3 separate regions of the Homo sapiens genome follow, and regions 1 and 3 are each linked to region 2. A link is a loop called in an ENCODE intact Hi-C map of the cell type or tissue named here. Cell type or tissue: PC-9. All regions are shown on one strand.

Region 1 (8,000 bases), 690 kb before region 2:
ATCCTTTCTCTGTTGCTTATTTTTGTTAACTTTGTCAAAGGTCAGATGGCTGTAGGTGTGTAGCTTTATTTCTGTCTGTTCCATTCCATTGGTCTATGGGTCTGTTTTTATATCTGTACCATGCTGTTTTGGTTACTGTAGCTTCCTTATAGTATAGTTTAACTCAGGTAATGTGATACCTCAGCTTTGTTTTATTTGCTTAGGATTGATTTTTTGGTTCCATATGAATTTTAGAATGGATTTTTTCTTTTTTTTTTTTTTTGAGACGGAGTCTTGCTGTGTCTCCCAGGCTCTGAGTGCAGCTGTGCAATCTCAGCTCACTGCAACCTCTGCCTCCTGAGTTCAAGCAATTCTCCTGCCTCAGCCTCCCAAATAGCTGGGATTACAGGAGCCCGCCAACCATGCCCAGCTAATTTATGTAATTTTAGTAGAGATGGGGTTTCATCATCTTAGCCAGGCTGGTCTTGAACTCCTGACGTTGTGATCCACCCGCCTCAGCCTCCCAAAGTGCTGGGATTACAGGCGTGAGCCACTGGACCCGGCAGGATTTTTCTAATTCTGTGAAAAATGATGTTTGTAGTTTGATAGGAATAGCATTGAATCTGTGGATTGCTTTGGGCAGTATGGCCATTTTAATGATATTGATTCTTCTAGCTCATGAGCTTGGAATGTTTTTCCATTTGTTTGTGTCATCTCTGATTTCTTTCAGCGTGTTTTGTAGTTCTTGTCCAGCTCACATTTTATCTTCATACTTTGAGTAGCCTCCTTCCATGAATGGATCATCCAGTGGCCGCACTTAGGTTCTCCTATGAAGATTTTTGTTGTATTGTACCTCAGAACCATCTCCATATTCTCTAAATAATAATAATGATGGTCATAAATTGAATAGAAGTATTTACTAGATGAGGAGGAAAACCCTAAAACAAAACATGAACATAAAATATTTTTAAAAGGAAGACATACAAACAGACACTATAACCAAATAAGATGACAGAATTAAGGCCTTATGCCACAGCCAGAGTTGAAAAATGCAGAAAAAAAGTTTAAAAACAAGGAATTAAAGCCAAACCTAACTTTTATCAAAATAAATGTAAAAGTGATGAAAGAATCTGTTAAGATATCAGATTGTAATATAAAAGATACTAGAAACAAATGCCAATAGAACACTTAAGTACATTTTATATATTCATCCATTAGAATATATAGCTGTCAGAATGATAGAAGAATTACATATGTGTGCAAAAGTTTTTGTATCCATGTGGAAAACACAGGAAGCTAATAGTACTGTTTTTCTCTGGAGTGGGTGTAAGGGTAGAGACTTAACTCTTTACATCCTTATGGCAGCCTTCGAATACCTTTTAACTCCCAGTTCCCTTAACTGGGGGTGTGTATCCTAGAATCCTCGACCCATTAGAAAGTATATTGTAGACATCATACTCTTTACCCTTTAACACTACACATGCACTTCATAAGAACAAGCATGCTGTCTTACCCAAGTACAGCTATCAAGTTCAGAAATTTAACATTGCCATAATACTTTACAGTCCATATTTCAATTTCATTTGCTGTTTTATTGGTAATTTTTTTCAGCTCCACGATCCAGCCTAGGATCATATGTTGTATTGCCATAACCCTCTAATCTGGAGCAGTTCCTCAGCTTTTCTTTGTTTTTTATAATAGTAATATATTTGAAAAATACAGGACAGCTAAAGGATAGAGTATCCTTCTATTTGGGTTTTTCTGATGTTTCCTCATGGTTAGATTGGGGTAGTGCAGTGAGGGTTGAAATGCTGTAAGTGATATGTATTGCAGGTATACATCCAGATGCACAGAATGTCCATTTGTCCCTTATTGGTGATGCTAATTTTGATCACTTGGGTAAGATGTCCAGTTTCTCCAGTGTATCGTTATTGTTTTTCCTTTTGCAATTAGTGGGTAATTTGTGAGGAGAAACTTTGAGACCTTGTTGACAATTCTGTTCCTCATCAAATCTACCCCTCCTAGGTTTAGCATCCTTTGACGATTCTTGTCTGAATAAATTTTTACTAGGATGTTTCCAAAATTGTGATTGTTCTAACTCTATTATTATTTCTGTATTAATTAGTCATCATTCTACTGTAAGGAAGAGGTTTCCCTTTATCATCAACTTCGAGTAAGTACTTTTTTCTGAGCCATTTGAATATTCCTTACTAGATGTGGTGCCTCTTTACCCCAATTACTTAAGTTTGTATTTCCAAAGAACAAGGGTGTTTTCCTGCATAGCCATAGCACAATTACCAAAATCAGAAAATTAACATTAATACTTTACTATTATCAAATCTTTTTCATATTTTGCTAATTGTTTCAGTAATATGCAAAAAAAAAAAAAAGTCTGATCTGGATCCACTCTGGAGTAACATTACATTTAGTTGTCATGTCTGTAGTCTCATTTATTCTGGAGCAGTTCTTCAGCCAGTCTTTCAAAATGCCAAGGTTATGGGCCAGTTGTATTTTTTTTTTTAATTTCAACTTTTATTTTAGACTCAGGGAGTATATGTGCAAGTTTGTTACATGGGTATATTGCGTGATGCTGAGGTTTGGGGCACCATTGATCCCGACACCCAGGTAGTGAGCATAGTACCCAATAGGTAGTTTTCCAACCCTTGCACCTTCCCTCCCTCCCTCCTCTAGTAGTCCTCAGTGTCTATTGTTCCCAACCCGTAGACTTTTTATAGAGTAACTCTTAATCTGGGTTTTTCTGGTATTTCTTGATGATTAGACTGAGCTTATACATTTTTGGCGGGGATACCACAGAAATGGCATTGTTCTTTTCAGTGCACCGTATCATGGTGTCAGTTGTCCCATTACAAGGATGTTAATTTTGATCACTTGTATTAGGTGATATCTGCTATATTACTCTACTGTAAAGTTTCTAATTTTTTACGTTAAGTTAGTAAGCATTTTGTGGGGAAATACTTTCAGATGATAACTATTTTGTTTCTCAACAAACTTTCACACACTCATTTTAGCATCCAGTGATATTTCTTGGTGGAATTAATTGTTACTCTGGTGTTGCCAAGTGGGGATTCTTCCAATTGTATTATTATTTCTGTGTTTATTCTGTGGCATTCTACTATAAGGAAAATATTCTACTAAAGCCTTGGAATCAGCCATTTCTCCAAAGAGCCTTAGTTTCTTTTAGTGGAGAATGGTTTTTAGAAACCATGATCTGAGCCTCCTGGGTTGTCATTGCTTTTAGGCCCCTTTGACAGAAAGAGCTAGGAAACATGTATTAGAAATCACAAGTTTTCCTGATATCTCCAGTTCCAGTCCAACCGCTACAGGGTTCTTCCTTGCCTTTTCCTATTCCTTACTTTTATCTTCTTCCACAGTCAAAACCCTGGCACTCAGCATTATCAGTGTATTTGTTCATTCACAAAACTGTGAATGTTTAAAGTGTTAGGTATGTATGCCTTTTGTAATTAAAAATAATTTTAAGTTTAAAAAAAAAAACTCTGGGTAAGCCCACAGGAGTATTACACATGTGAATGTCGTTCATTAATATGTTATTATAGAAAACAGCTTGGGAATTTCTGCGCGTGTACTGCTTCCTAGATAAATTAGGCAAATGAGCAAATGGTGCCACTTTTTCAATTCAGACAGCATTTATTGGACTTCTACATTGTTCTCATCTCTAGCCAGACTGCTGTTATTGGTTCCACAGTTTTTGCTCATAAGCAAGAACTTGATACAGAACCCATCAAATTAAGGCCGGGTGCAGTGGCTCATGCCTGTAATCCCAGCATTTTGGGAGGCTGAGGTGGGTGGATCACCTGGGGTCAGGAGTTCAAGACCAGCCTGGCTAACATGGTGAAACCCCATCTCTACTAAAAATACAAAATTAGCTGGGTGTGGTGGCGCACACCTGTAATCTCACCTATCAGGAGACTGAGGCAGGAGAATCGCTTGAACCCGGGAGGTGGAGGTTGCAATGAGCCCAGATAGCACCACTGCACTCCAGCCTGGGCAATAGAGTGAGACTTTGTCTCAAAGAAAACAAAACAAAAACATCAAATTAATGTGGAAGTGTAAAAATAAGATTGACAACAGGAACAAGGAAAATATTTTGAAAGAATAGTAACTAAAGGGAGAAAAGCCAACTGTAGTGGCTTACACCTGTAATCCCAGCACTTTGGGAGGCTGAGGCGAGAGGATCATTTGAGCCCAAGAGTTGAAGACCAGTCTGGGCAAGATGGTGAGACCCCATCTCTACAGAAAATTTAAAAATTAGCTGGGTACAGTGGCATGCGCCTGTTGTCCCAGCTATTCTGAAGGTTGAGATGGGAGGAGTTCCCTTGAGCCTAGGAATTCAAGGTGGCAGTAAGCTGTGATCATGCCATTCCACTCCAGCCTGGGTGACAAAGTGAGACCCCTTCTCTTTAGAAAAAAAAAAGAAGAAGAAGAAGAAGGAGACCAATTCAAAAGCAATGATTTTAGCAAAAAAAAAGAAAGAAAAAAAAAAGAAACTAGACTAAGGCACTGGGAGAATGGAAGTCAAGGGACAGATTTGAAAGACCTAATAATTAAAGATTTGACAGGACTCAGTTACTAAATGTGGGAGGAATGAGAAGGCCTTGCCTGAATCATTGGGTCTCATTTAGATTGGTAATAGTAGGTCTCTCCACCAGATGGCAATGATGCTCTTTTCTTAGTTTTTAATTTGCCATGCTAAGAGATTTACAATTACAGCAATTTAAAGATCAGATAGATAGACAAGTTTCTAACAACTGCCAGAGAAACTTGCTAAACAACAGTAAAAAGCCTGAAAAAATAGGTATATAAACACACTTGTGCATATACATATGGAAATATATATATAATTTTAAAACATGAGTATGATTAAACTATCAAGAGGTAATGATTATCTTCTGAGGCTAGAAAAAAGGGCAAGTACAAATTCAAAAAAAGTACTAATGCTTGCCCTAGGAATATCCGCCATTCCCTCAGGGTCTAAAGCCTATGCTTTAAAGGGTATCGTATGCGTGGAAGACAGAGCCCAGGACTTGAGCAAGTTGAGGAGGTTAGATCAGAGATATGTGCCCAAAGCATGGAGCCCTGAAAAGCAGCAGTTTCAGTGTGTTTACTAGAATATCCCCTCGCATATGATGAGAAAGACAGTGGGAATACTTTTGTATCGTGGCCTTAGCCCCAGGAACAGTGGGAAAGAAAAAAATTGGAAACCTCTCCAAAAACTTAGGCACAAAGATCCAATGATAGAAAATATGACAAACAGGCCAGGCATGGTGTTTCATGCCAGTAATCCTAGCACTTTAGGAAGCCTAAGCAGGAGGATTGTTTCATCCCAGGAGTTCAAGACCAGCCTGGGCAACATGAGACCCTGTCTCTGCAAAAAAAAATTTTTTAATTAGCCAGATGTAGTGGTGTGCACCTGTAGTCCCAGCTACTCAGGAGGCTAAGATGAGAGGATTGCTTGAGCTCAAGATGTTGAGGCTGCAGTGAGCCATGGTCACACTACAGCACTCCAGCCTGGGCAACAGAGTAAGACCCTGCCTCAAAAAAAAAAAAAGCCAAGCGCAGTGGCTCTTGCCTATGGTGGCACACACCTGTAGTTCCAGCTACTTGGGCGGCTGAGGTGGGAGGATCACTTGTGCCCAGGAGGTGGAGGTTGCAGTGAGCCATGATCACACCACTGCACTGCAGCCTGGGCAACAGAGTCAGACTCTGTCTCAAAAAATAGATATATTGAGTTAAGATAGCTCATAACAGTCTCTTTGTGATCTTTGTTGCATCTATATTTGAAAAAATAGAAGAAATGGATAGTTTCCTTAAAAAAACAATAATTGAAACACCAGAATGACGTGATTTTATAGGCAAGTTATACCAAAATTCTAATAACAGCTAATTCCAAACTTGCACAACTTTTTCAAACAATGAAAAAATGAGAATACTTAAAAGGCTAATTACCAAAACCAAGCAAGTATTATAAAGAAAGGAAAATGACAGGCCGGGCGCAGTGGCTCATGCCTGTAATCCCAGCATTTTGGGAGGCCAAGGCAGGTGGATCACCTGAGATCAGGAGTTCGAGACCAGCCTGGCCAACAAGGCAAAACTCCATCTCTACTAAAAATATAAAATTTAGCCAGATGTGGTGGCACGCGCCTGTAATCCCAGCTACTTGGGAGGCTGAGGCAGGAGAATTGCTTGAACTCGGTAGCGGAGGTTGCAGTGAGCCGAGATTGCACCACTTAACTCCAGCCTTGGCGGAAGAGTGAAATTTCGTCTCAAAAAAAAAAAACAAAATGACAGGTAATTATCACTCATGAGCAAAGACATTAGAAAAAAAATATGAAATAGAAATTGAGACATGAACAATAGAAGGAAAAGGTCTGATATATACCCAAAGTTCCAGAAGAACTTATTCTCTCTACGTTTATATATATTTAAAATTTTTCTTTTTCTGTTTTGAGATGGAATCTCGCTCTGTCACACAGGCTGGAGTGCAGTGGTGCGATCTCGGCTCACTGCAACCTCTGCCTCGCGGGTTCAAGCTATTCTCCTGCCTCAGCCTCCCAAGTAGCTGGGACTACAGGCGCCTGCCACCATGCCCAGCTAATCTTTGTATTTTTAGTAGAGACGGGGTTTCACCATATTGGCCAGGCTGGTCTTGAACTCCTGACCTTGTGATCCACCCTTCTCGGCCTCCCAAAGTGTTGGGATTACAGGCATGAGCCACCATGCCCGGCCTAAAATTTTTCGTAACACACCTGCTCTACCACATGTCAAAGCATATTTTAAAGCTGAAATATTGAGACGATATTCAACACAAAAACAGACCAGGAGTAGATAACTACATATATGTAAAAGTGATATATGACAGGTAGTATTGTAGATCACTGGGGAAATTCATCAGTAAATTCAAACTGGATTCCTATCTCTTAACCATATGTGCACACACACACAAAAATCAAACCCAGGACTTAGATGTAAAAGACAAAACCTTTAGAGAACAAATATGAATGAGGTTCCATGTTTCAAAAGTAATTTAACTTTTTTGTGGTTTTCAACTTTGTTTTTGCTTCCTCTTCATTCACTTGAAAAACCAACTTCCTTCAGTAATATTCATTCAACGTCATTTTTGATGAGATTAATATTTGCCAGACGCTTTCAAACACCAAGGATACAGTAGTGAGCAAGACAAGCTCTCTTCCCTCACAGAGCTTACACTGAGGTGGTGACTATGCAAAGGTACATAGTAACCAAGTAAACAAGATGTTTACAGAGTGTGAAAAGTGACAGAGAGTGAGTGAGGAGTGTGGTCAGAGTAGGCCTCTCTAAAGCAGAGACATTAGAGTTGACACTTAAAAGATCAGACAATTGAACATTTCAAGAGGGAAGGGTGTGCATAAGAACAGAGGGAGAAATGTCTTTATGGGGAGATGTGAAGTGTGTGTTGTGTGCCTTCAAAACTTCCTTGGGTCTTGTAACACCCACTGCATTTTTCAAGTCCTTTCTTACTGCCTGCTCCCACCTCTGCTGAGATAACTGAAATAGCCTACTTCATATTATTGTTTTTTACTGTCATCAAATCTGTCAATTGTATGTTTAATATTTTCTGCAATTTTTATATATAAATTAGCATGAAAGTTTTAACATAAAAGCTTAGGAGCAAGCACAAACCTATCTGTGCCAAAAGAGGGCAAAACAAAATAAAAGTTCCTAAGAGAAGATAAGCTACACATAGTCATAGTTTCGGCTTCAGCGTTTTGGAAAGTATACAAGAATACCCTTCTAGAAAGTCAGCAGGCAAAGTAACGAATGAGTATTGGGGAGCATAGCACTTGATATGGTGTAGGCATGTGGCCAGCCTGTACCGTAGACCATGTACTGACCATTCACTGGTCATGTACCGTGGACCATGTACAGCAGCAGGAATTTGCCTTCTAAACTCAATCTTAATTACCCCCAGCTCTCAGGAATGGGTCAGAGAAAACATGTCTGTA
Region 2 (8,000 bases):
CACGTTGGTCAGGCTGGTTTCGAACTCCCGACCACGGTGATCCACCCGCCTCGGCCTCCCAAAGTGCTGGGATTACAGATGTGAGCCACCGCACACAGCCTACATTTTATTATTAAAAATCATCTTTTTTTGCTGGGCACCGTGGCTCATGCCTATAATCCCAGCACTTTAGGAGGCCAAGGCAGGTGGATCACTTGAGGTCAGGAGTTTGAGACCAGCCTGGGCCAACATGCCCATCTCTACTAAAAATACAAAAATTAGCCGGGCGTGGTGACACACACCTGTAATCCCAGCTACTTGTGAGGTTGAGGCAGGAGAATGGCTTGAACCTGGGAGGCGGAGTTTGCAGTGAGCTGAGATCAGGCCACGGCACTCCAGCTTGGGCGACAGAGAGAGATTCCATCTCAAAAGATAAAATTATCTTTTCTTCGTTTTTACTACAAAAGCAAGGCATGTTAATTTGCTGAAAACCCAAAGAAGCAAAAAGAAAACATAAAAAACACCATAACCCTACCATCAGCATATTTACAATAAACAACGACTTGTTGAGTAGTATAAGCCAGAAAATGTGATCAGCCTATTATGTTATTTTTAAATTTAATCCTCACAACCTATAGATACTATTTAAATCACCATCCAGCATGTGATTAAACAAGGCCGGGCGCAGTGGCTCACACCTGTAATCCCAGCACTTTGGGAGGCGGGTCACTTGAGGCCAGGAGTTGGAGACCAGCCTGGCCAACATGATGAAACCCCATCTCTACTAAAAATACAAAATTTAGCTGGACACGGTGGCACATGCCTGTAATCCCAGCTACTTGGGAGGCTGAGGCAGGAGAATCACTTGAACCCGGGAAGTGCCAGTTGCAGTGAGCCAAGATGGCGCCACTGCACTCCAGCCTGGATGGCAGAGTGAGACTGTCTCAAAAATAAAAATAAATTAAAAATTTAAAAATTTTTAAAAAACATATGATTAAACAAAATTTCAGAGAGGTTAGGTATCCTGCCCAAGTTCACACAGCCAGTGAGGAGCCCAGCTGGGATTTGCACCCAGGTCTGTCAACTTGAACTGTAAAGATTTATTCCCTATTTAGAGGCTTGTTTTTTGTTTCTTGTTTTTTGTTTGAGACGGAGTCTCACTCTGACGACCAGGCTGGAGTGCAATGGCACAATCTCGGCTCACTGCAACTTCTGCCTCCTGGGTTCAAGTGATTCTCCTGCCTCAGACTCCCGAGTAGCTGGGATTACAGGTGCGTGCCACCATGGCCAACTAATTTTTGTATTTTTAGTAGAGATGGGGTTTCACCATGTTGGCCAGGCTTGTCTTGAACTCCTGGTCTCAAGTGATCCGCCTGCCTCAGCCTCCCAGAGTGCTGGGATTACAGGCATGAGCCACTGCGCCTAGCTATTTAGAGGTTTTCAGGAAGCTGAGAGGGTATTTGGGAGCCAAGAGCTGTTTCTGGGGCCCAGAAGTATCCATCTTTCAGCAGTCTCAGCTCAGGAGTTCCCTGCCTGGCTGGCTATCCCTGGCCATCCCCGGCTGCACCCACCTGCCCGCCAGCCTTTCTCAGTTGCATCATCCTTACTGGCTGCAACTGCAATATATTCGCCTGTAGCCCTGTGGGGGCTACTACAGAACACAAACAGAGCCCTGGCTGGTGAGACTGCTGACACAAGAGCCAGAGGCTTTGCTCCTTTTTTTTTTTTTTTTTTTTTTTGAGACAGAGTCTCCCTCTGTTGCCCAGGCTGGAGTACAGTGGTGCAATCTCAGCTCACTGCAACCTCTGCCTCCGGGTTCAGGTGATTCTCATGCCTCAGCCTCCTGAGTAGCTGGGATTACAGTCATGCGCCACCACACCCAGCTAATTTTTGTATTTTTAGTAGAGATGGAGTTTACCCATGCTGGTCAGTCTGATCTGGAACTCCTGATCTCAAACGATCCGCCCGCCTCAGCCTCCCAAAGTGCTGGGATTACAGGCATTAGCCACCACGCCCAGCCCCATCACTACTTTGTAAACTGACGGGCAAGTCCCTTGAGAATCCCCATCTCTCACAGAAGTAATAGCAATTAGTTTTTCCTGTGGTTCTGAAGGAAGTAAAGTATTATATACAAGACCACCCAGATAGTTTAAATGCCATATAACATGGAATATAATGTTACTGAGATAACTAAAGGCAAAAATAACCTGTATATAACATGCTTACAATGTTCAAAGGGTAGCTGATGACTTTAGATTTGAGAACACACGCAGGCAGACCCATCAATACCCAAGGAATACCTTAGTCACAGAATAGGAATAGGCAAATGCATATTGATCAGAAAATGTACCTGACATGCAAACCCAGAACAGGTGAGTTTGATGTGGCAATGGACGGAGGAAAGCTGGAACCCTGAGGTTAAGACTGAGATTGGGCTGGAGTCCGGAGAGTCTGGGCTGAGGGTAGAATTCCCACTTATTATGGGATCCAGTGGGACCCTTCATAGAAGAGGCTGAGTTTCATAATCCTGGTCTATCTGATTTGGAGAGTTCCTGGAATCTGGGGAGACACCCCACAGGCTTTGTCTGAGGACTATTTGCAGTTCTTTGAACCTCAGAATAGGAAGACTGAAGTGAGAACTCAGAGCAGAGAGTAAGCCAAGGCTACTTTGAATGCTCAAAACCAGGGAATGGGTCCTACTGCTTTCCAAGTGTAAGCATGGCCAGCCCAACCAGCCCAGAGCCCTCAAAGTCAAGCCCCTCACTGGTCAGCCTCATGGCATTCTTGATCTAATGCCCTGTGGCTTTAAACTGCCAGCTTTTGCAAAAGGAAGAAGAAAGTCCTGTATTTCTTCTGGACTCCTACAGGCTCTTTGAAACAATGCTGTTTCTGTTTGAGATGATGATACCCTGAAAGCACCTGTGCACTCCTGCAACTTGTCATGTGCCCATTGAATAACAAATTGACCAACTGACATTCTTAGAGACGCCACTGAAGACCTAGTGCTGGGTTGGACCTATGGGGAGACCCAGAGGTTCATAACTCTGTCTCTGCCCTCAAGGAGTTTAGCATCCAGGGATTTAGGTGGTATTTGGGTCACTTTGGACCTCACCATGGGCACAGGAAAAAAATCCAGGAAATGTCTTCCTCAGTGTCAGCCTGAGCAAAATAATGCCCCAGCTGACATTTCTGTGTCTAGAAATGTTTACACAGGGATTGCACTGTGCAGAGCACTATACCACATGGATTTGCCTTTGTAGGTTGTACTATACTTGCACATTTCCAAGGGCTGAGGAAGGGAAGGTGAGAAACGTGGTGATGAGCCCCACTGTGGCCAGCACTGTGCCAAGCGATCTTTAAAGGTGGTGGTTTTAGCCTTACAACCACCTGGGTGGCCAGTATCTTCATTCTCACTCTGCAGTGGAGAGATTACAGCTTTAGATACTGAATGCTGTGGCTCAGGGGGCTGGGGCTGACAGTGCACCCTCGTAAGCCAGTGGGGAAGAAGTCTGGCGGCAAGGTAGCTGGCAGCTTAGGAAGCACCTGGGCTGCTTGCTAAGGAGTGGGACTTTCTTCCAGAAGCTACAGGGGGCCCAGTACAGTAGTGAGAGAGCCATCTGATCAAATCTGTTGGAAAGCTGCCTGGCAGCTGTGTGAGGGCTGGGTGGGGAAGGGGGAGGAAAGATTGCAGAATGAGATCAGAGAGAGGACTATGGAAGGACAAATCTGTTTTCCCTCCTCCCCCTATCCCATGCATACCGAATAACAGTCTCTAGAATCAAAACAAGCATTTTATTTTATTTTGTTTTTCAAGACAGTGTCTCAATCTGTCACCCAGGCTGGAGTGCAGTGGCATAATCTCGGCTCACTGCAACCTCTGCCTCCTGGGTTCAAGTGATTCTCCTGCCTCAACCTCCCGAGCAGCTGGGACTAGAGGTGAGTGTCACCACACCTGTCTAATTTTTGTATTTTTAGTATAGATTAGGTTTCACCATGTTGGCTGGCTGGTTTCGAGCTCCTGACCTCAAATGATCCTCTTGCCTCAGCCTCTCAAAGTGCTGGGATTATAGGCATGAGCCACTGCGCCTGGCCAAAGCAAGCATTTTAATAACCCATTTTAAAATTTTAGACCCAAGTCAGTGACCCCTGTATTAATTTCGGTAATCAAAAGTTGGCTAAATTGAGCCAGCTGAGTGAGACAAGGTTGTGCACTCAGCACTACCCTGGCAGGTGGCTGCTAGGAAGACATGCTAGAAAAGATTGGCCATCGTGACAAAGGGAGAGCAGGTGAAGGCACTGACGGGGTTTGGGATTTAGGCAGACCTGAGGTTGATTTCTGGCTTAGCCATTTACTAGTCATGAAACATTGAAAACATCATTTAATCTCTCCGATTTTCTTTACTTCATCTTTAAAATAAGGGTCAGCTGGGTGTGCTGGCTCACACCTGTAATCCCAGTACTTTGGGAGGCTGAGGCAGGAGAATCACTTGAGCCCTGGAGTTCGAGACCAGCCTAGGCAACACAGTGAGACCCCCCCCCCCCCGCCAATCTTTACAAAAAAAATACAAAAATTAGCCAAGTGTAGTGGTGTGCACCTGTAGTCCCAGTTATTTGGGAGGCTAAGGCGGGAGGATTACTTGAGCCCCGGAGGTCAAGGCTGCAGTGAGCCCTGATCACTATATTCCAGCCTGGACAACAGTGAGACCCTGTCTCAAAAACTACACTACACTACACTACACACTACACTACACTACACTACACACTACACTACACTACACTACACTACACTACACTACACTACACCACACTACACCACACTACACTACGGGTCATCAACTTTCTCTTGCATGATTGCACGAGTACTATATTCAAAGTGACTAGCACACCAGTGGTGCTTGGTAGGGACTAGCTAAAATATCCTCATTCCGACCTGGGAGCCACAGTGATGGCGCACATCTGCCTGGCCCCTTCCTGTGGAGCAACACTGCCCTTCAGTGGCTAAACAGTGAATGACAGGTGTGCCGGCTGCTCCCACCCAGCCCTGCATTCCACACGTCAGAAGAGTTGTTTAAGGGTCAGACCTGCCGCATGTACTTTTCACAAAGTTGGAGCCCTACCTTGGCCAGCAGGTGACAGGTCCCACTGTCCCCAGGACAGGGCGAACTCAAGGCCAGTGGATTCTGAATCTTGGGCTGGGAAGAAAACACAAGCTCAAGTAGTCTTGGAACAGCTCTCTAGAGATGGCCATGACCTCCAACCCACTCCACCCTAGCCACAAGAATAGTGTAAATGAAAAGCAAATGCCAGTGGCACATTCTGGCACCCCTTGGCAAAACAAGGAAGGAAGCCATTCCACAAACACTTAGCGGGCACCGTCCAGGCCTCTGGGTCCGTGCTAGGCTGCAGATACCATGGCCAACAAAAAGGAAGCTGACTATTTAGTTGGGAGAAGGACATTAATGAAACAATCACCCAGATACGTAATTGCAGACTATAACAAGGATCTGAAGGGAAGGCTCAGGGTGCTGACTCCATCCAGGACAAGATAAGGAGTGCTCCTTGGTGCTACTGTGGGCTTCATGAGCACCTCCTGGTGAAGCCACTGCCCCTGGGGCCTGTGCACACTGTGGACATTGAAATGCTCACTGCTTCTGGAAGTGGGCTGATGTGGCTCTGGGCTGTCTACGCCTCCAGCTGGTAGATAGGAGTCAGGGAAGTCACCAAAAGATGAATAGGCATTAGTAAGTACTGGTGGAAACCCAGGAGCGGGAATGCCATGCTCAAAGGCTCTGAGGTGGGCCCGGCACAGTGGCTCACACCTGTAATCCCAGCACTTTGGGAAGCCGAGGCAGGAGGATGGCTTGAGCCCAGGAGTTCGAGACCAGCCTGGGCAACATGGCAAAACCCTGTCTCTACAAAAAAAAAAAAAAAATAGCTGGGTATAGCAGTGTGCACCTGTAGTCTCAGCCACTCAGGAGGCTGAGATGGAGGATTGCCTGAGCCCAGGACGTAGAGGCTGCAGTGAACTGTGATTGTGCCACTACACTCCAGCCTAGACAACAGAGCAAGACCCTGCCAAAAAAAAAAAACAACAAACAAACAAAAAAACAAAAAGGCCCCGAGGTGGGGTCCCATGGGGATATCTTTAAGGAAATGTGTCTGGAGCTCAGAAACCCAGAACAAGAGTAGTGCAGGTGACACTAGGGCAGTAGGCAGGGCAAGGCCTTAGGCACTGGGGGGCAATATCAGGGGTGTGGTCTTGATCCTAAGACAGTGGGACACCACAGACAATGCTCCTGCCTCCCTGCCAGCTGTCCTCCTTCAGGGATAAGGCCCCTTTTGCTGCCTCCCTCCTCCCCTCACTGCCCAGGGTGCCTCCATCAAGTCTTCTCTGGATTTCATCCTTTTCTCCCAACTCCCAGTAACATCCTCTCAAATTAAGTCTGGGATTTTTTTTCTTCCTCCCTTCTTACCACAGTAAAATTCTGTTAGATAAAAACTAGCATTTAAAACCATACTCCAGGGCAGGTTCAGTGGCTCACACCTGTAATCCCAGCATTTTGGGAGGCTGAGGTGGGCGGATCACCTGAGGTCAGGAGTTCGAGACCAGCCTGGCCAGTATGGTGAAACCTCGTCTCTACTAAAAATAATGAAAAATAGCTGAGCATGGTGGCACATGCCTGTAATCCCAGCTGCTCAGGAGGCTGAGGCAGGAGAATCGCTTGAATCCGGGAGGTGGAGGTTGCAGTGAGCTGAGATCACACCACTGAACTTCAGCCTGGGGGACAGCGCAAGACTTCGTCTCAAAAACAAACCAAAAAAAGCATACTCCAGTCAGGCCCAGTGGCTCTCGCCTGTAATCCCAGCACTTTGGGAGGACGAAGTGAGAGGAGAGCTTGAGCCCAGGAGTTTGAGACCAGCCTGGACTACATGGCAAGACCCTGTCTCTAAAAAAAAATTTCTTAATTAAAAATAAATAAATAGAAACCACACTCACACTTCTAAGCTGCAAGGACTTGTTGCCAGCCCCGTATGCTCATCCCTGTGTGGGCTGAGCCCGGGAATGAAAGAGGAAATGTACTCCGACCTTGCCCCTGAGGGGCTTCCCATCTCGCCCTGAATCCAGGGGCTACCTTTCAGCCAGCTGCACTACTCCATTCAATGGAAATGGCACTTGGAAATGCTTCTTCTCTTTCTGAACATTTAGGTCCTCACACAGCAACCAAGCCAGTGGTCAGTGAGTGCATTTTGTGAACGCTTTGAGGTATAGAAGGAAAGAGCACTGGACCCCTGCAGTCTGAAAACATGGGTTTGTAACCTGGCCCTGCCATTTTTCAGGCTGTGTGTCCTTAAACAAGACTTCTCTGAGCCTCGATTTCTTCGTTAGTAGAGTGGGGTAAACAAGACTTTCCCTGTCTACCTTGCAGAGGGTTTATGGGGATCGTATGAAGTACCACAGTGGTTCCTGGATGGCAGTCCTTAAACAGGTGCTACACATGAGGACGTTTTCACCAGCCCACGGTGAGATGAGGAAAATCAGGACAACGAAAGGAGGTGTTTACAAAGGTAGATTTATTCAACCTAAAGGCCTGGACTGTACTCTGAGATTGTGTCTTTCTTGGGGTTTATTTGCATTGAAATTACATTTACTTTATGAAATGATAGTGATGTTAGCAGATTTTTAAAAATGTTTTTACTTAACAAAATTAAAGTACAACTACCCAGTTTGGGAGATCTTACCAGTCTGTAAAGCCCCAAACCCTTTTGAGTCAGTGAACCAGAAAGCCTTGGCAAACCACAAAGAGCTACGACCAGAGGCCACCTCTTGCTGTCTTCCTTTGCTGCCCCTCTGCTAGCTAAAGCCTGTGTGGTAGGGGTGGGTTCCAAGGGTCAAGGCCCAGACATGCTTTTCATCTTGACTTTAAAAGCACAGATTCTGGAACCAGACTGTTAGGGTTTAAATATCAGTTACACTCCTTTCTAGTTGCGTATGACCTTGGACAAGTTGCTTCTGCTCTCCA
Region 3 (8,000 bases), 430 kb before region 2:
TGCAGAAAGTGAAAACAACACAAGTCACTGGTGATCTCAAAGCCCAGAGATGACCATGGTTCACATTTTAGTACATGACTTCCCAGTACCAGCAGTGTGTAGAGCATTATATTGTGAGCATTTTCCCACAGCAGCAAGCATTTTTGAACAAAATGATTTTTTTGTATTTCAAAATGTGGATGAATCATAAATATCTTAATCATGGAATCTCTAAGGCTGAAAGAGTTTTTAATGGGTGTCTATTCTACAGGTGAGTGGAGTGGCAGTAATAATTGGGAAATGGTGGGAACTCTGAATTGCAGTGGCATACTCCTTTAAGAAAGGGAAGGAGCCAGGCACGGTGGCTCACACCTGTAACCCCAGCACTTTGGGAGGCTGAGGCGGGTGGATTGCCTGAGCTCAGGAGTTTGAGACCAGCCTGGGCAACACAGTGAAACCCTGTCTCTACTAAACTACAAAAATTAGCCGGGTGTGGTGGTGGGCACCTGTAGTCCCAGCTACTTGGGAGGCTGAGGCAGGAGAATTGCTTGAACCCAGAAGGCGGAGGTTACAGTGAGCCAAGATTGTGCCACTGTACTCCAGCCTGGGCAACAGAGCAAGACTCCGACTCTAAAACAAAAAAAGAAGAAGAAGAAGAAGAAAGAAAGGGAAGGTAGCTGCTTCTACATTTCCACAAAGCCCAAGGTTGAGAGAATCCACTTTGAAAGCTAACTTTTTCTCTTTTAAAGGGAAGATACTGTCTTTCCTGGAGCTACAAGGCTGGACCCTTTACCACCTTCTTACTATGAAGGCTGGATCTGGCTCAAAGCCCCTTTTCTCAACTGCAGCCCAACTGCTGCTGAATTTCAACTTCACTTAAACTTTGGAAAGGTCCGGGGCATATTTTCAGCTGGGAGAGGTTTTCTTTTCCTTTATTTTAATCAGCTCGTAAGTCTATAAGCAGCTTGGGCAGTAAAGTTCAGACTTTGAGAAACCAAAAACTAAACCACCATTTGCATTCACACCAGGGTGGACAGTCTCAGCTCTCAAGAATTTTATGTTTGTCTTGGAAAAAACTGAGAGGCTAAGTGCAGCCAAGGGAGTGAGAAGGAAATGATGCTTCAGCCTGAGTGCTGCTTTTCTCTACAAAGATGGGGGTGACGATCAGAGAACCATAATGCAGGCAAGGAATCCAGTCAAGGAAGACGGTAGCTGTGCAGGTGGTTAGTGTGAAGGATGTGAGACTATCCTGCATGGCCCTCGATGTGTCTGGGCAAGGGAATTCACTAGCCCATCTGCCAATGGCGACCTCCAGGGCTTGACTTGGTCATCATCCTCAGGAGATTCCCATGTGGGTATTTAAGCTTTCCAACTAAACTTTAAGCTTTGGTTAGGAATTTTGTCGGTTTGGGTATTAGGTTTGTTTTAACACCACCTGCCCACCCAGGTCTCTGTACACAGGCTTTACTGTCATGGGATGGGATGGGGGGAAGCGCAGTTGGCCCTCTGTATCTGTGTTTTCTACATCCGTGGATTTCAGCTAACCACAGATCAAAAATATTCAGGGGAAAAGTGGATCGTGTCTGTGCTGAACATGCACAGACTTTTTTTCTCAACATTGTTCTGTAAACAATACAACTTAGCAACTATTTACATAGTATTTACATTGTATTGGGTATTATAAGTAATCTAGACATGATTTAAAGTACACAGGAGGATGTGTATTGATTATATGCAAATAATACAACATTTTTTATCAGGGACTTGAGCATCCATGGATTTTGGTATCCACAGTGTCCTTGGGGGGTGGGTCCTGGAACCAATCTGCTATGGACACTGAGGGACAGCAGTACATCGAAAGTTTTTGTTTCTGCCTCGTTTAAACACCACATGACTCTGAGCAAGTCAACTTCTATGAGCCTTGGTTTCCTCATCTGGAAAATGTTTGTGGTGTAAGCTTATGCCACATGAAATACAGCTTGTTAAACTGTAAAAGATTACATAAAGTTACCATTATCCTTCCTGCTAAATGCTAATCATCCACACTGAGATTTGAATTTCATCATGAAGTATGTTCATTTCATTTCATTCTCACCCTGGTAAGTTCCTAAGGAGAAAACATTATAGGAAACTTCTAGAGCGAAAGAATAAACTACTAATCACTAGAGCCTAGCACTGGGCTAGATGCTTTCTCATACTTGAAGACTCATTTATTCCACAGCTCTGTGAGGTTAGAAATATAATAATCCCCTTTCAGATGGAAAGAAACAGGCTTGAAGTGAGTTTCAGTGATATCTTCGAGGTTACCCAACTGAAGAAAAGTCACAGTTCTGTGCTGGTAAAGTGACTCTGAAGAAAGAGAGAAAAAAAAGCTTGCCCATTACTGTGGTGTAAATGCTCCCACTGTGGCTGATTTCATGCCCACCGGTATGAGCTAGCCTCTGCACACTACTGGAGGAGCTGCATTTGAATGCAAGCTCAGGTTTCCTAATTTCGGGTAAAGATCATTTCCTGAGCCCAGGGCAGTGACACTCCTCCCCAAGCAAAGAATCCCCTCACACCAGGAAGGACCCAGAGCTGGTTGGATCACTTAGGCCTCCACCCTCAGACCAACCTAACCAGATCCTCTGAGGCAGGGGCTGAGGATCTGCATTCTAGACAAAGACCTATACGTGCACTGTAATTTAGGTACCACCCAGCCCTCAGCACCAAGATCAAAGGCCTCTCCCACTCCTGTCTCCCAAAAGCACTGCAGGGAGGAGCAGACATGTCTCAGGAGACAGAAGACAGCATTCTGTAGCTGTCCCCTGTACTGGAATTCTGATTGGGTTCCTATGGGCTGAATCATGGTGGTAAGCTGATCGCTCTGTCTCTGTCATTAAACTCTCTTTATGCTTATGCTGCTTTTCACCAAATCTAAGATTCTACTGATTGTAAGTCACATCATTACTTTTTTTTTACCATCAAGAAATAAAAACTGTTGTCAAAGATGTTAAACTATGAAAAAGTACATCTAAGAATCATGAAATATGTTATCAGTGGGTGTATATACACTCCTTTATCTCCCAGTTTTACAATAGCACAGTAAATATTCTATTCTTTGAAGCCTGAGGTTGGGTCTTACTCATCTTAATTTATGTCCTCAGAGATCCAGCAGGCTTGGTTGAATGAATACATGCCTAGCAACATATCAAAATAGACAACTTATTAATTAGTCATCAATAAATGCCCCAGGTTTTGCACCAAGCACTTTCTATTTAATTTCCATAACAACCCAATGAAGTAGGTGCCAGACTTTCTCCACTTTACAGAAAAGGTAACTGGGGCTTGGAGAGGCCATGTAACTGGTAAGAACCCTGCCTGGGACTTGAATCCCAAGTCTGAAGCTCCTGATACCATTCACAATATGGAGAGATCCTTGAGGATATTGAAATGTTTTCACCAGGCCGGGTGCAGTGGCTCCTGCCTGTAATTTTGGCACTTTGGGAAGCCAAGACAGGTGGATCGCTTGAGCCTAGGAGTTCTGGGCAACACAGTGAAACCCCGTCTCTAGAAAAAATACAAAATTTAGCCAGGCATGGAAGCATGTGCCTGTAGTCCCAGCTACTTGAGAGGCTGAGGTGGAAGGATCACCTGAGCCCAGGAGGTCGAGGCTGCAGTGATCTGAGACCACTGCACTCCAGCTTGGGTGTCAGAGTGAGACCCTGTCTCAAAAAAAAAAAAAGTTCACAACATAGAATGGTACAGCACTACTATCTTAGTCTGTTTCTCAAGGCTTGACAATAAATAAACCTGTTTGATTTCTCTTTGGTGCTTGTGTTGCAAGAGGATGGATAACATTTTACAAAGCAAAGTTACCTTATTTTCTCACCTCCTTTGGACTTTTAGCTTTCTCAGACTTTTTGAAGAGGAATGGTAGCAGGAGAGTTTTCTCAGCTTTGGTAACTTCTGGAGGACTTGCTGAAATTAAAACTTAAGGATTCATGTTCCCATGGAAGCCCCAGGGAGCAAAGCAGTCAGCGCCCTCCCTCTCTCTCCCTCGGGGTCTGGCCCTTTCAATCTACCCGGTTGTCCAAATTCAGATTGTGTGCCATTGAATCCCACGTCGCTCATCTGCTCATCCCCACACTCACTGCCGCCCCTGGGGTGGCCGTCTCCGCTGGTTAGCCATCCTCATGAAAGGGTGGGGAAAATGCCTTTTCCCGTCTGCTCAGCTGCTACCAGTTTGGAATTTTTCAGGAGGTATTTGTATTGGTGCAAGAAAGCACAGTGGCAAGGGAGCTGACAGGGCGTGGATTCCCTCTCCGAGGTCTAGGTGCAAACTGCTTTGGACACTTCAGGGTTTACAGGGTCCACAGCACCACCATCACCTCTCCCTTGTCTGACCATCACTTATGTTTGGGGAAAGGCTAATAATTCCTTTCCCCAAAGCAGGTAAGTCTGAGCGTTTTGATTCTTTTCACATTCTTATTCATTTTCGAGTGATTTTGGGGTGTGTGTGTGTGTGTGTGTGTGTGTGTGTGTGTGTTGTGGAGTTTTTCTGGTGGCCATTTTATACAGGGAGAGGTGAAGAGGAGTCATTCCTGGCATTTGCAGGAATGAAAGAGAAGTGACACGTAAAAACCCTGGATGGGATACTAAGGCCTGGAAAAGGACATTCTGTGGGACACTGCCGCCATCTAGAGGTTCATCTGTAAATGACAAATGTATTAAGAGAACTAAGGGGTTCAATGATTGTCAGGATTGACAATAAAAATTTCGGCACAGTGAAACCCCGTCTCTACCAAAAATGCAAAAAAATTAGCCGGGCGTGGTGGCAGGCGCCTGTAGTCCCAGCTACTCGGGAGGCTGAGGCAGGAGAATGGTGTGAACCCGGAAGGCGGAGCTTGCAGTGAGCCGAGATTGCGCCACTGCACTCCAGCCTGGGCGACAGAGCCATCACTATTTTGAAATTACAGAGATTGAGCCCAACACAGTGGCTCACTCCTGTAATCCCAGCACTTTGGGAGGCTGAAACAAGCGGATCACTTGAGGCCAGGAGTTTGAGACCAGCGTGGCCAACATGGTGAAACCCCATCTCTACTAAAAATACAAAAATTAGCCAGGTGTGGTGGCACACAACTGTAATCCCAGCTATTTGGGAAGCTGAGGCATGAGAATAGCTTGAACCCAGGAGGCACAGGTTGCTATGAGCCGAGATCCCTCACTGCACTCCAGCCTGGGGGACAGAGTAAGACTCTGTCTCGAAAAAAAAAAAAAAGAAAAAAAGAAATGACAAGAGATTGGTAGACCTGCTACTAGATCTTACTATGCTAATTAGGAAGCACATATATTCTGACAAAGGCTTATAAAAAGAAAAATAATAAGCACATATGTTACTAAATCACTCATTTTTAAATATTTTGATGCTTACATTTCAATATGATTAATTTCTTCGAAATCCTTTGTTTTTTATTTTATGCATTTGAAAACATTGTTCTGTAAGGGGGTCCACACACACAAAAGGTAAAGGATCGCTGCTCTGGAGTCTCAGAGAAGGGACAGGTGACCATGGCTGGACAAGGCAGAGAGGGCTTCCCAGATGAGAAAAGACACAGGACTTTGCACTTTATTAAAAGAGAGCCCCAGGAGCTCTCTTTTAATAAAGAGAGCGGTGGCTCATGCCTATAATCCTGGCACTTTGGCAGGCCGAGGCAGGTGGATCACCTGAGGTTAGGAGTTCAAGACCAGCGTGGCCAAACATGGGAAACTCCGTCTCTACTAAAAATACAAAAAAAAAAAAAAAAAATAGCCGGGCATGGTGGCAGGCGCCTGTAATCCCAGCGACTCAGGAGGCTGAGGCATGAGAATCACTTGAACCTGGGAGGCAGAGGTTGCATTGAGCCGAGATTGCCCCACTGCACTTCAGCCTGGGCGACAGGATAAGCCTCCGTCTCAAGGGAAAAAAAAATTAGCTGGGTGTGTTGGTGGGCATCTGTAATCCCAGCTACCCTGGAGGCTGAGGCAGGAGAACTGCCTTGAACTTAGGAGGCGGAGGTTGCAAGCTTGTAGTAAGCGGAGACTGCGCCACTGCACTCCAGCCTGGGCGACAGAGCAAGGCCCTGTCTCAAAAAATAAAAAATAAAAAAAGACAGCCCCAGGGCAATTTCAATACAGGCCTTCTCTGAGGAAGCAGAGCCAGGCCTTTAATCAAAGTGTAAAAATAGAAAGGTTTCTGTGACTTCTCCTATGTCCAACCTAGAAAGTGGTCTCTTTGGCAAGAATCTGAGAAGGTACTTCATACTAAAGGATAAATGACTAGAAACTTTCATTTCAGGAGGATTTTCATTTAACAAGACTCAGAGCATTTATTTATTTATTTATTATTTTATTTTATTTGTTATTCAGACTAGGTCTTGCTCTGTCCTCCAGGCTGGAGTGCAGTGGTGTGATCACAGTTCAAGGCATCCTCAACTTCCCAGGCTCAAGTGATCCTTCTGCCTCAGCCTCCCAAATAGCTGGGACCACAGGCATATACCACCATGCCTGGCTAATTTTTTATTTTTTGTAGAGACAAGATCTCACTATGTTGCTCAGACTGGTCTCAAACTCTTGAGCTCAAGCAATCCATCTGCCTTGGCCTCCCAAAGTGCTGGAATTACAAGCATGAGCCACCACACCTGGCCTATTTATTTTTTCCCCTGACTCAAAACATTCATGAACACAAAGGACTGGCCCTCTGTGGGGGGCGTTTGGTTGTATGGCAAACTGCCTGATGCTCTGGGCAAGGTCAGCCTCCCCTTGAATCATACTGTCCCCGCCAGACCTGCCCGTGTGCATTGATTAGGTTTTCTTCGTTAAAAGAAATACAGAGGCCGGGTGCGGTGGCTCACGCCTGTAATCCCAGCACTTTGGGAGGCCGAGACGGGTGGATCATGAGGTCAGGAGATTGAGACCATCCTGGCTAACACGGTGAAACCCCGTCTCTACTAAAAATACAAAAAATTAGCCGGACGTTTTGGCGGGTGCCTGTAGTCCCAGCTACTTGGGAGGCTGAGGCAGGAGAATGGCGTGAACCTGGGAGGCGGAGCTTGCAGTGAGCTGAGATTGCGCCACTGCACTCCAGCCTGGGGGACAGAGTGAGACTCCGTCTCAAAAAGAAAAAAAAAAGAAATACAGAAACCAAGCTGGCCAGAGTTAGAAAAAGGCAAGTCAACAGGAGCCTTTGAATCCAAGGGAGCATGGAACCCCACTTCTCAGAGCAGTAGGAACTGGGCAGCTCAGGCCTCTTGGGGATAAGTGTTGTGGGACCTCTCCAGAGCAGAGCTTCTCAAATTTAAATGAGCATGCAAATCACTGGGGATCTGTTGAAAAGTAGATTCTTCAGTCCTGTGGGATCTGGAGGAAAAAAAAGTAGATTCTGACTCAACTGACCTGGGTGGATCCTGATGTTCCACATTCATAAACCCCTGGGTGACACTGCTGGTGTGTGGCCCACACATTGAGTAGCAAGGGCACGGAGCTCTACCACTCCTGTGCCTTCCCATGCCTCCTGCCTGCCGCTGTGCTTCTCAGGCCCTGTCAAATCCCAGGGGAGAGTATGTGTTGGCCCAGCTTGGGTAGGCATCCAGGCCTAGCTCTGAAGCTGTGGTCAGTGAGGCTGGGCAGGTCTGATTTCTTGGAGGGGATGAACTGTGAGAAGAGCAGAGAGGGAGGCACACAGGTGCCCGAGCTGTAGCCTGGAGGCCCCACCTTGAGGCAGGGGAGGTGGTCAGCTGTGGCCTTAGACTTCCCCAGCTGGACTCCATGCAGTTACCATCAGCCTCTGCTCCACCTGCGCCACCTTCTTCCCGTCCCGTGACCTGCTCCAGGACCCCAAGGCTGGGCTGTTGACGAGGTTGTCATGGATGGGTTCCTGGGTTCCCATTAACCCACAGGCTACAAGAATAGGCACTTCCAAAACCCTTTAAGAAAAGACCAGGGGCACCTGGCTTAGCATCCACCACATCTTTGTCCCTTTAGAGACGGTTACCTTGTTCCCT

The links. Hi-C counts contacts between places; a loop is a spot of excess contacts. Peaks named below come from ENCODE experiments on the same cell type or tissue, not always from the same donor. Only the 100,000 strongest peaks of a DNase experiment are listed, where the experiment ranks them.
Region 1: a loop joins it to region 2, with 12 times the contacts of the local background. A loop is called at or near these places in 23 of 110 quality-filtered maps.
Region 3: it touches region 2 in a loop (9-fold over the local background); 6 of 110 quality-filtered maps call a loop at or near these places.

The regions. Positions count from the first base shown.
Region 1 is chr2:46,627,866-46,635,865 of GRCh38, forward strand. CRIPT (CXXC repeat containing interactor of PDZ3 domain) reads left to right here. Exons shown (of 5, transcript NM_014171.6): 5 at 1-2,311. Among named protein-coding and RNA genes, the nearest start is that of CRIPT, 15 kb to the left of the region's middle. In PC-9, CTCF peaks have their summits at 4,673 (motif pointing right) and 4,877; a DNase peak (open chromatin) is centred at 4,676.
Region 2 is chr2:47,318,325-47,326,324 of GRCh38, forward strand. The region is part of intron 3 of EPCAM-DT (EPCAM divergent transcript); the gene reads right to left. Among named protein-coding and RNA genes, the nearest start is that of BCYRN1, 13 kb to the right of the region's middle. RefSeq lists a silencer at 4,846-5,140 and enhancers at 4,846-5,140, 5,122-5,281. In PC-9, CTCF peaks have their summits at 4,989 and 5,188; DNase peaks (open chromatin) are centred at 2,847 and 5,007; H3K27ac peaks cover 785 bases.
Region 3 is chr2:46,884,552-46,892,551 of GRCh38, forward strand. No RefSeq gene overlaps it. Among named protein-coding and RNA genes, the nearest start is that of MCFD2-AS1, 11 kb to the right of the region's middle. RefSeq lists a silencer at 5,753-5,937. In PC-9, a CTCF peak has its summit at 4,655 (motif pointing left); DNase peaks (open chromatin) are centred at 2,492 and 4,630; H3K4me3 peaks cover 357 bases.